Regions from separate parts of the Homo sapiens genome. Here region 2 is linked to region 1. A link is a loop called in an ENCODE intact Hi-C map of the cell type or tissue named here. Cell type or tissue: Caco-2. All regions are shown on one strand. Links, peaks and the distances in the headings refer to the core of each region. The heading gives the core; the rest is flanking DNA.

What was found. Peaks named below come from ENCODE experiments on the same cell type or tissue, not always from the same donor. Only the 100,000 strongest peaks of a DNase experiment are listed, where the experiment ranks them.
Region 2: it touches region 1 in a loop (11-fold over the local background); 2 of 110 quality-filtered maps call a loop at or near these places.

Annotation. Positions count from the first base shown.
Region 1 is chr4:31,439,210-31,444,603 of GRCh38, reverse strand. No RefSeq gene overlaps it. Among named protein-coding and RNA genes, the nearest start is that of LINC02501, 65 kb to the left of the region's middle. In Caco-2, for the core only: no CTCF peak of the experiment used is centred there; a DNase peak (open chromatin) is centred at 2,203.
Region 2 is chr4:31,368,760-31,374,153 of GRCh38, reverse strand. No RefSeq gene overlaps it. Among named protein-coding and RNA genes, the nearest start is that of LINC02501, 140 kb to the left of the region's middle. In Caco-2, for the core only: a CTCF peak has its summit at 3,075 (motif pointing left); no DNase peak of the experiment used is centred there.

The DNA of each region.
Region 1 (5,394 bases), core at 283-5,282:
AGGACCTGGAAATCAGCCATGGTGGAAATATTTACAAAATAGAAATGGACAAATCCGAGCTCTTTCCCTCACCCTGCCAGAGAGCCAGTTTTCCAGCTCCTCACTGTTTTGCAGATGATGTTAGTATAGCACATATCCTATTCCCATTTATGTTACAGTTAAAATATCAGTCTCTCCTATAAAGTTGTGAGCTCACTGAGGTCAGAGTCACTATCTTTACTCACTTTTCTACCTCCCAGAACTTAGAAAAACTGTTTGATAAATGGCAGGTGATCAATGAACAACTTTTTAAATAAAAAATAAATATAAGTATTAAAACTAAACTGTTATTCTAACTCTTTCTTAATGAGAAATTAGGCACATGGCATAACCACTCTGAGTATGTTTCCCATTCTTCAACAGGCAGAGATATATCTCTGTAACCCAGTTATTGTAAGAATTAAACAAGATAAAACTTAGAAAAATTATTTGTAAATAATGAGAAATGAAAAATTCGTAAATAATGGAAAAAGTTCATGAGCTATTGTTATTTTCATTGAGGCATTTCCTCAAGTTCTAGCAATGTCCTCGGAGTATAAAATCCTCAAAAGGTATTCATAAAATTAATTCAATAATCAACATTGAAATTAATAACATTTATTAAACATGTCTTAATAAAATAATAATTCTTATTTTATTTATTTATTTATTTTTGGCCAAAGAAACACTCTTATTTAGCTCAATTTTTTTTGAAATTGAATTCCTCAAGTTCTACTGGTTACATAGCCCACTTTGGGTCATTGAGGGAGGGTTCACTGTGATAGGGAAGGAAGCAAATCAGTGATGATCATCTGGTGATACCATCTTACAGCCTTTGAGTCTGAGCAGCTCCAGTTTTGTCTAATTTTTAAAATAGGCATTTATATGTGATGTCCTTCAAATACTCTTTTCCACAGCCAAATTAAAGTTTAAAAAGTTTGAGATAATTGGAACACACACATCTGTAATAATATCATTTTATTATTTTTTACATGTTAAATTACTGCAACTTAATAGCATATTTTGAGTTGATTTCAAATGATTTTACATTAAGTTTTGGTTTATCTACTATAGAGGTGTCTATACTGAATTTATAATCAAATTAGAAATAGCTATTTTAATGACAATTGAAACATGAATAAATGGGATTATTCAATATGAATCCAAAATTTTAGTGAACAATAAAACTTTATTTTTTCACAACTTCTCACTGACAATTTGTTAAATTAGAACAAGCCTACTGACATAAGGAAACACTTCTGTCTTTTTATGTGGGAAATGGAAAGACTAAAGAACTGACACTCAAAGTTCAAACTGTGTAAATGAACTGCAGGGAAATGTTAGGCAATAAAGACAAGGAAGAAAAATTAAATATGAATTAATCTATGTGATCTTATCTAATAACTTTTTTTTTTACAACTAAATTTTTAAAACTATATATTTTAGGCCTTTGAACTAAAGAATCACTCATATCTGTGTCTGTTTTTGATACTTCACTAATTTCTGTTAGTGACTTTTAAAAAAATGTCGCACCTGACAAAGAATAGGAAAACTGCAATTCTACAACAGAATCTTAAAACCATGTGATGTTTATGGTACAAATTGATGTAATGATATAGCTATAGTAGTTCAAACAGAAGAGAGACAAAGTTAATATAAGAAAACTATTTAAATATTAGGTTAAATTAATTTTTCCGTGTGGCAGGAGAAAAATTAAGGTCAGTTTAACAATCTGTGAGTTGAGACTTTTAAATACTTATTGATTTGCTGTAAAAACATTTTTGGATTTTAGAATCAGGAGCTATGGGGATGACAGATTGTAAGGAAAAGATAACATGAATCTGTCTACGTCAATAAACTTGATTTTTAACATGAACAATAGATTTAGAGTGGTGTGATTTCTCTCTAAAGCATTAATTCATAACATGAAAACTATGGACTCTTTTTCCTTAAACATGTACAGAAAATCAATATTGCTCATAAGTTTCAAAGAATACTTTTTTGGAGGTGGTTTCCTAATCGCCTAAATTGACTTACAAAATGGTACTAGAATCAGGAAGCTTCAACATCCTGTTTCAGAGAAACAGTGCTGCAGAATGGAAGGTTCTTGTATCTGTTTGAACCCCTAGAGCGCGCCAACACACAACAGGAGGCGGTGTGGAGCAACATGCTGTTTTAATGAGCGCCTGGGTGCAGGCGGGCTAAGGCCTAAAATGACATCAGCCCAGAGTAAGGACGGGGCAAAGGTTTTATAGTCTCCTGTAAACAGGAAGTGTCCTAGTGTGACGTAACTGCTACGTTGTACCTGGATGGCCTCTTTCTCAATCTTCAGGGATACACGTCTTCCGGCTATGGTAGGTGTCTTCCGGCCAGCTCTCTTCCTGCTTCTACTATCTTTTTTTTTTATTATTATACTTTAAGTTTTAGGGTACATGTGCAGAACGTGCAGGTTTGTTACATATGTATACATGTGCCATGTTGGTGTGCTGCACCCATTAACTCGTCATTTACATTAGGTATATCTCCTAATGCTATCCCTCCCCCCTCCCTCCACCCCACAACAGGCCCCGGGGTGTGATGTTCCCCTTCCTGTGTCCAAGTGTTCTCATTGTTCAATTCCCACCTATGAGTGAGAACCTGCTATCTTGGCGGCGCACTCTGCTGACACAAGTTGCACCTTGGGACTGGGCCTGAGAAGGGAGGAGTTACTCATCTCCTTAAGCTTTCAGGTCCCAGGGAGAATCTTACACTGACCAGTGTATTTTTTATTCCAAAGGAGCTGAAAATCCATATTTTTATATGAAGCATGATGATTTTTAAATATTGGTAACTAAAACAAAGACACATCTGTGTGAACAAAAACACAAAAACAAAAACAAAGCTATGAGTCTAATAGAACATGAACACCACCAGCTTCTGACTCTCTTTAAATCCCTTGTATGCAGAAGATTGTACAGTCTTACAACCTTCCTAAAGGAAATTGCATAAACATGTTAAGATTAGTGCAAGAGAAAATAATTATTTTTAAAACCTAAATAAGTTGTTCTTTTCATGTTTGTGGCCCCAAATATATATAGGGGTTTGCTGCTTTTCTGAGGAAATAAATTTGAACTCCACGTATGGCCAGGTTATTAAGCTTAAACACAAGACCTTATTTAATTATTTATTTATTTTTTTCAGTTAATAAGAATGAAAGACAAATTAGTAACAAACATAAGTAAAGGGTTAGAAATATAATGATGTGCTAAACAATGCTCTCAACTCCTCTGTCTAGAATAACTTAGAGTAAAACAAAGCAAACAAAAGCAGAATTTTTTATTTGTGGTCTAGTCATAAATACATTTTTCTAAAATTGTACATGCTGCCCATTCTTACCTAGAGGCATCTGAAATGACCTATCAGGCATTTTCAAGACTAGGAGTTTTTAAAGATTCATTAGAAATCTACTGACTCCCAAATTTTTTTATCAACTTCAAATCAATCTTAATCTTGCCCAGTAAGTGGACATTTTTCACACCTGGTTTCAACACAAGAAATATTGAAATTAATATGAAGGGCAAAACGATCCATTTCAATATATTTTTAATCAATTCAAATCAGTAAACTTTTTAACAGGCTTTACTTGAATTTTACCAATTTTGGCCAAGTTGCCTGTCTATAAGATAGAAGTGACATGAAGGACTTAAAATTAATGTCTACTTATTTCTTCCCAGACCTATGTGGAGCCCAAGAAATGTAACAGAATACTTTCTGTTGGTTTTTTTTAAAACTTTATTTCTGCTTTGAATAGATATTTCTCCAAAGAATCCACTCATCATATTTACACCATTGGTCTGATCTTAAAGACCATAAAAAGAAGATGAGTAAGCTTACAGTTACTGGAATTTGAGCAGTTTCAGAAATGTTCCAAATATTTTTAAAGGTATTTGACCATGGTTATTTAAAATGTTTACCGTGTTTCCAGTATATTGGCCCTACTTTGAGGATTGACTCAATATATTTTAAATTATATTTTAACTTTATGTTGAAAGTAATTTCTTAAAAACAGTAAAGATATTTATATGATTTGAATGTTTTTGTTCCCTACAAATTTCATGTTGAAACGTAATCCCCTCCAAAATTCAGTTGTTTCCAATATGATACTGTGAAGAAGTGGGACGTTTGAGAAGATTAGGCAAGGCCCGGCGGGGTGGCTCACGCCTGTAATCCCATTACTCTGAGAGGCCGAGGTGGGCGCATCACGAAGTCAAGAGATAGAGACCATCCTTCCAACATGGTGAAACCCCATCTCTACTAAAAATACAAAAATTAGCTGGGCGTGGTGGGGCGCTTGTAGTCCCAGCTGCTTGAGAGACTGAGGCAGGAAAATAGCTTGAATGCTGGAGGCAGAAATGGCAGTGAGCCGAGGTCGCACCATTGCACTCCAGCCTAAGTGACAGAGCAAGACTCCGTCTCAAAAGAAAAAAAAATAAAAAAAGGTTTTTAAGCTTTTTGGGTCATATCATCAGTCTAAAGTAAAATGACATTTCTGTTTAGATAGGCTCTTTTGACTATTAAGATTGTCTTATTGTGTCCAGAATTGGTGGGTTCTTGGTCTCACTGACTTCAAGAATGAAGCCGCGGACCCTCGCGGTGAGTGTTATAGCTCTTAAGGTGGCACATCTGGAGTCTGTCCCTTTTGATGTTCAGATGTGTTCAGAGTTTCTTCCTTCTGGTGGGTTCGTGGTCTCACTGGCTCAGAAGTGAAGCTGCAGACCTTCGCGATGAGTGTTACAGTTCTTAAGGCAGCATGTCTGGAGTTGTTCATTCCTCCCGGTGGGCTTGTGGTCTCGCTGGGCTCAGGAGTGAAGCTGCAGATCTTCGCGGTGAGTGTTATAGCTCATAAAAGCAGTGTGGACCCAAAGAGTGAGCAGTAGCAAGATTTATTGCAAAGAGCGAAAAAACAAAGCTTCCACAGTGTGGAAGGGGACCCAAGCGGGTTACCAATGCTGGCTCGGGCAGCCTGCTTTTATTCTCTTATCTGGCCCCACCCACATCCTGCTGATTGGTAGAGCGGAGTGGCCTGTTTTGTCAGGGCGCTGATTGGTGCATTTACAATCCCTGAGCTAGATACAAAGGTTTTCCACATCCCCATCAGATTAGTTAGATACAGAGTTTCCACACACAGGTTCTCCAAGGCCCCACCAGAGCAGCTAGATACAGAGTGTCGATTGGTGCATTTACAAACCCTGAGCTAAACACAGGGTGCTGATTGGTGTGTTTACAAACCTTGAGCTAGATACAGAGTGCTGATTGGTGTATTTACAATCCCTGAGCTAGACATAAAGGTTCTCCACCTCCTCACCAGAGCAGCTAGATACAGAGTGTGGATTGGTG
Region 2 (5,394 bases), core at 61-5,060, 70 kb after region 1:
TAAAAATGTAACCACACCTAGTAGAATGGTGAAAATGCAAAACACTGACAACACTAAATGCTGGTGATAACGTGGAGCAACAGGAATGCTCATTCATTGCTGGATGAAATGTAAAGTAGTATAGCCATTTTGGAAGACAGTTTGGCAGTTTCTTATGAAATTAAATGTACTCTACTATCCAGTCACCACACTCCTGGGTATTTATAAAAATAAGTTGAAATTTGTGTCCACAAAAAATCCTGCATGTGGATGTTTATAGCAACTTGTTCATAATTGCCAAAACTTGAAGGTGACCAAGATGTCTTTCAGTAGGTGAATGGACAAACTGTGCTACATCTGGACAATGAAATATTATTCTCTGACAAAAAGAAATGAGCTTTCAAGCACAAAGACACATGGTGGAAAACTTCAAAGCATATTGCACAGTGAAAGAAACCAATTTGAAAAGTCTGCATACTGTGTGATTCCAAATATATGACATTCTGGGAAAGACAAAACTATGGAAATGGTAAAAAGTTCCGTGCTCTTCAGAGGTCAGAAGGGAAAGAAGAATGAATTGGCAGTGCACAGAGGATTTGGGGGGCAGTGAAACTATTCTGTATACTACTACAATGGTGAAGACATGTTATTGTACATTTGTCAAAATCCATAGAATAAACAGTAAGAGTAAACCCTAATGTAAACTATGGACTTTGGGTGATGATGATGTGTCCATCTGGGTTCATTAATCATAACAACCGTACCACTCTGGTGGGGTTTGTCGACAGTTGGGGAGGCTCTGTGTGTGTTCAGAGGACCAAGGAACTCTCTGTATTGCCTGCCTCTCAATTTTGCTGTGAACTTAAAAATGCTCTAAAAATTAAAATTTGTTAAAAAAAAAACGATCTCACTTGATTATGGTATTTTTATGTCAAGAAATTGTTACTATTTCTTCTTGCAACTAATAGCCTGTGTAGCACATTTCTATATGATGGACCACTTAGTTCATATAATACAAAAATGAACCAATAATTTAATAAGTTAATTAAGACTCAGATATTTCAATTTCCAAAACAAACTACCAAAAAAAAAAGGTACTACAATCAGTTGTTTCAATAAACTGACTAAATCAAGTAAAGTATTTCATTGTGTATTCTCACTAGATAAGTCATTCATTATCTCTTGACTCATAATTTAAGCAAGAATGTAATCTTAACAAACAGCATTTTTTTATTTAGCATCAGACATCAGTATAGGTGATAGTCTCCATTATTCCATTTATTCAACAAAAATTTTTCAAGCACCAAATCTGTATTGGCAAACTTTTTCTGTGAAGGGCTAAAGAAGAAATATATTTAAGCTCTGCAACCCATATGATTTCTGTCACAACTACTCACTTCTGCCATTGTAGTGCAAAAAATAATCATAGACAATAATTAATAAATGGGCATGGCTGGGTTCCAATAAAGTGTTATTTACAAAAACTGGCAGTAGGAGAAAGTAGGCCTGTGGGGCTTTAATTTGCCAACTCCTGGTCTAGACAATAGGGATACGAATTTTCAAGTAATTGCCTTTAAATATTTAGAGCCTCATGAAGGAAACATATGCTTACATTTCATTGTTTTAACTGTTATTTTATGAAATCGGGAAGGAGGAAGTTTTAACCAAAGAAAGGAAATGTACAAGCAAAACATTTTTTTCTCAAACATCCTGGGTGAAAAGTGGCTTATCACAGTGCAAGTTGCTATTTTCTTAATTATTTGGAATCTCAAAAGAAGATCTGTCTTTGTCCTACATGTTATCCAGGAACGTATGGGGCTACAGATGATACTCATTATAAACTCACCCACTCACCTCCTACTTTCATAACAACTTGTGGTAGAGATATATCAGAAGACATGAAGAAACGATGTGAGAGGGAATTCATAATTATTATACTCTGCTAAGACCACCCACCGCAGAAAGCAAAACTGACGATTGAAAAGTGAGAAAGTTGCAAAACACAACAACAATGAGGCCTAGAGTTAAACAACAGTTAAGAGAGAAGAGTCCTTGATATACTCCAGGGGAAAACTCAACAGATTATCGTATGCTGTGCCTCAAGAGTCTTTGAGGAAACAATAAGGTTTTTGCTTCCCAAATTTGGTTCTGCTAATTTTCTTAAATGTGCTGGTCTGTAGATTTCCTGGAATAAAAATAGTCAAAATGCTTCAGAGTCAGATGACCTGTTAAAAGCAGACTGCATAATTTGTTGAAGATTTGAATAAGATTCAGAGCACTATGCATTTATGCAACACTGGCTGTTTATCTGTGAGTAATAGTTCTTGTGGGGGATACAAAAAAGTAATAATTCAGTTTCTGGAAACTTTAAGTTGGGAATATAGGATACAGACATATTAGCAATTAAATAACATAACCCACTGATATGGTTTGGCTGTGTGTGTCCCCACCCAAATCTCACGTTGAACTGTAGCTCCCATAATCCTCATGTGTCGTGGGAGGGACCTAGTGGGAGGTAATTGAATCACGGGGGTGGGTCTTTCCCCACCCTGTTCTCGTCATAGTGAATAAGTCTTATGAGATCTGATGGTTTTATAAAGGGAAGTTCCTCTTCGCAAGCTCTCTCGCCTGTTGCCATATAAGACTTGATTTTCTCCTCATTCGCCTTCTGCCATTATTGTGAGACTTCCCTAGCCATGTGGAACTGTGTGTGAGTCAATTAAAACTCTTTATAAATTACCCAGTCTCAGGTATTAGCAGCGTGAGAACAGACTAATACACCCACAAAGCCTGTATTCTAGAATATTTTCTCAGATGTAATGATACAATTATACAAATCAAGAAAATAGAAAAATTAAGTATCATTTCAATATAATTTTTGAAAGCCCAATTGGCAATTAAGTTTGAAAGTAAGAATATTTATAGCGTTCAGTAGAGGAACTCAAATGAAAATGAGAAAATATCTCATAATTTTGAGTTCAAGAATTTTCTGTTTCCCTATTTTACTAATTTATTGATTATGTTGTGTCCAATAAAACCCTAAACTTCACTTCTTTGTGTTCTTTCTGTGGTTTCCCACCCAGGTGCACATTGAATGCCTTACTGTTTTTACCACCATCTTGTGGTAAGATAAGGTAACTGCATGTAAACTCACTGAACATAACGTAAGTGGCAGATGAAGGCACTCACACCACATCCCCTTTGTGACAATGTGCCTGACAGTCAGTACACCTTTCAGGAACTTAGTACCTTACAAAAGCAGACATGGTGATAAACCTTATAAGTGAGAGGCTCAAAGAGGATTTTATAAGTGGAGTTGATTTTGTTTAATGCTGATTTTATATATACAATCAGTATTTTGAGGATACATATATATTCCCAAACATCTTCTGAAATAAGAGTGCCTATAAAGCTGTTTTATGTTTGCTTCTTTTTAAACACAGGAGGTCTCTTTCTCTTGAAGGGGATGAAGAGAGAAATCTCACTCTAACTGTGGCTAAATCGTGAAGGGACCCAACATAGATTGGTGATAAATAAGCAGAATAAAACAAAGACAAAGCAGAGGTTCGCAACTGGCTTGCAAAACAGTTAATCAAAATCAATGACTTCTGCTACTAAGAACCAAGAAAACATTGTTCTGTGGTTTTTAAGAGGAATCTTTAGCCAATGCAACCAGGTAGGAAGTCATAGGATGCTCCATAATACATGCCTATGGATACTATTCATTAAAAAAATAAAATAAAAATTAAGATAGAATACGTAGTCTTAAAATTAAAAAAGTCGATATTAATCTGAAATGGCAATGATAATAAAATACTACAGGAAACACTTTTTATTTTTATTTATTTATTTATTTTTCCGAGACCGAGTCTTCCTCTGTAGCCCAGGCTGGAGTGCAGTGCCGTGATCTTGGCTCACTGCAACCTCCACCTCCCAGATTCAAGCAATTCTCCTGCCTCAGCCTCCTGAGTAGCTGGGATTACAGGCGCATGCCACCATGCCCGGCTAATTTTTTTTTTTTTTTTGTATTTTTGGTAGAGATGGAGTTTCACCATGTTGGCCAGGCTGGTCTGGACCTCCTGACCTCACAATCCACCTGCCTCGGCCTCCCAAAGTGCTGAGATTACAGGGGTGAGCCACCACGCCTGGCCAGGAAACACTGTTAAGAACAAGATTGCCTTATGTTAGCGTCTTCCTGCTGGCAAACAGTCAGAACGGCAGGTACTGGCGTCTAGGTGGTGTTGCGTACACTCATACCACATACAAGTTCATTGATAGAACTGTGTTACCCATGAGAAGATACTGATTAAGATGGAGAATCAGTGTTATTGTAAATAAATTAACATGTGTGTAAAACATAAAAGCATAAAACATAAGCTCCAAAAACCACTTTAGAAATAATTTCATCTAGTCCTCTCATATTTCAAATAAAAAATTCAGAGGAGGTAAATTCTACTTAACTTTTTCAGTCTCAACATTTGGACTGATCAAATGTATGAGTATTTGCCAACCTAACAAGAGAGAATTGCTGTTCCATCTGTGACCCCATTGGGCTTTATGGTCCTTGTCTCTTGTATTGTAGTTAGCTTTAGATATAACTCAGATGTCAGTTGTTTTCTCATTTTCATACTCTTTCATTTATTCCATCTGTTTCTGTTCTCACTTCTATCTAGGTACAGCATTCCATAATGCTTTCAATTGTCTTTGGATAATTTATTCACACACACGCAAAAATATATTAGTGAGCAATATTCACTGCATTAATTCAGTTAACAAATATTTATTTGGCATCCACTAAGTGCCAACCACTGCTTTAGATGCTGGGGATAAAAACAAACAAACAAAAAGTCATGAGCTTTGCCCTGATGGAAATTATAATGGAGGAGAAAGACTAATGGAATAATCAAGAAGTTAAACCCATAAAAAATTATTCTAATGGAGAAGTACACACATTTTCAATGAGGATAATTAATGTGGTCAGAGGAAGCAAAAAATGCTTCCTTGAGAAATGAAGATTTAGCTAAGATCCAAGGAAATGAGTCCAACTTAACAATTTTAAGAAAGAGCTGATGTATATGTTGGAATAATCCATAGTTTGACGGAAAAACTGAAAGATGACTTAAAGACAGTGAATGGAAATGAATAAAGTGTAATAAATTCTCAATGAAACATTATATAGCAGTCAAAATGAATGATCTACAGCTATCTGCAGGAATGTGAATGGGCTTTATTAATATATTATTTAGTTAAAAACAATTATTCCCGTACAGAAAATTCTTCTTTGTTTCTTTTCACACCACATTAAAAGTGTAAAAATCATGATTAGCTCACTGGCTATAAAAGGACAGTCCTCAGGCCAGATTTGACCAACAAGTACAACACACACACACACACACACACACACACACACACACA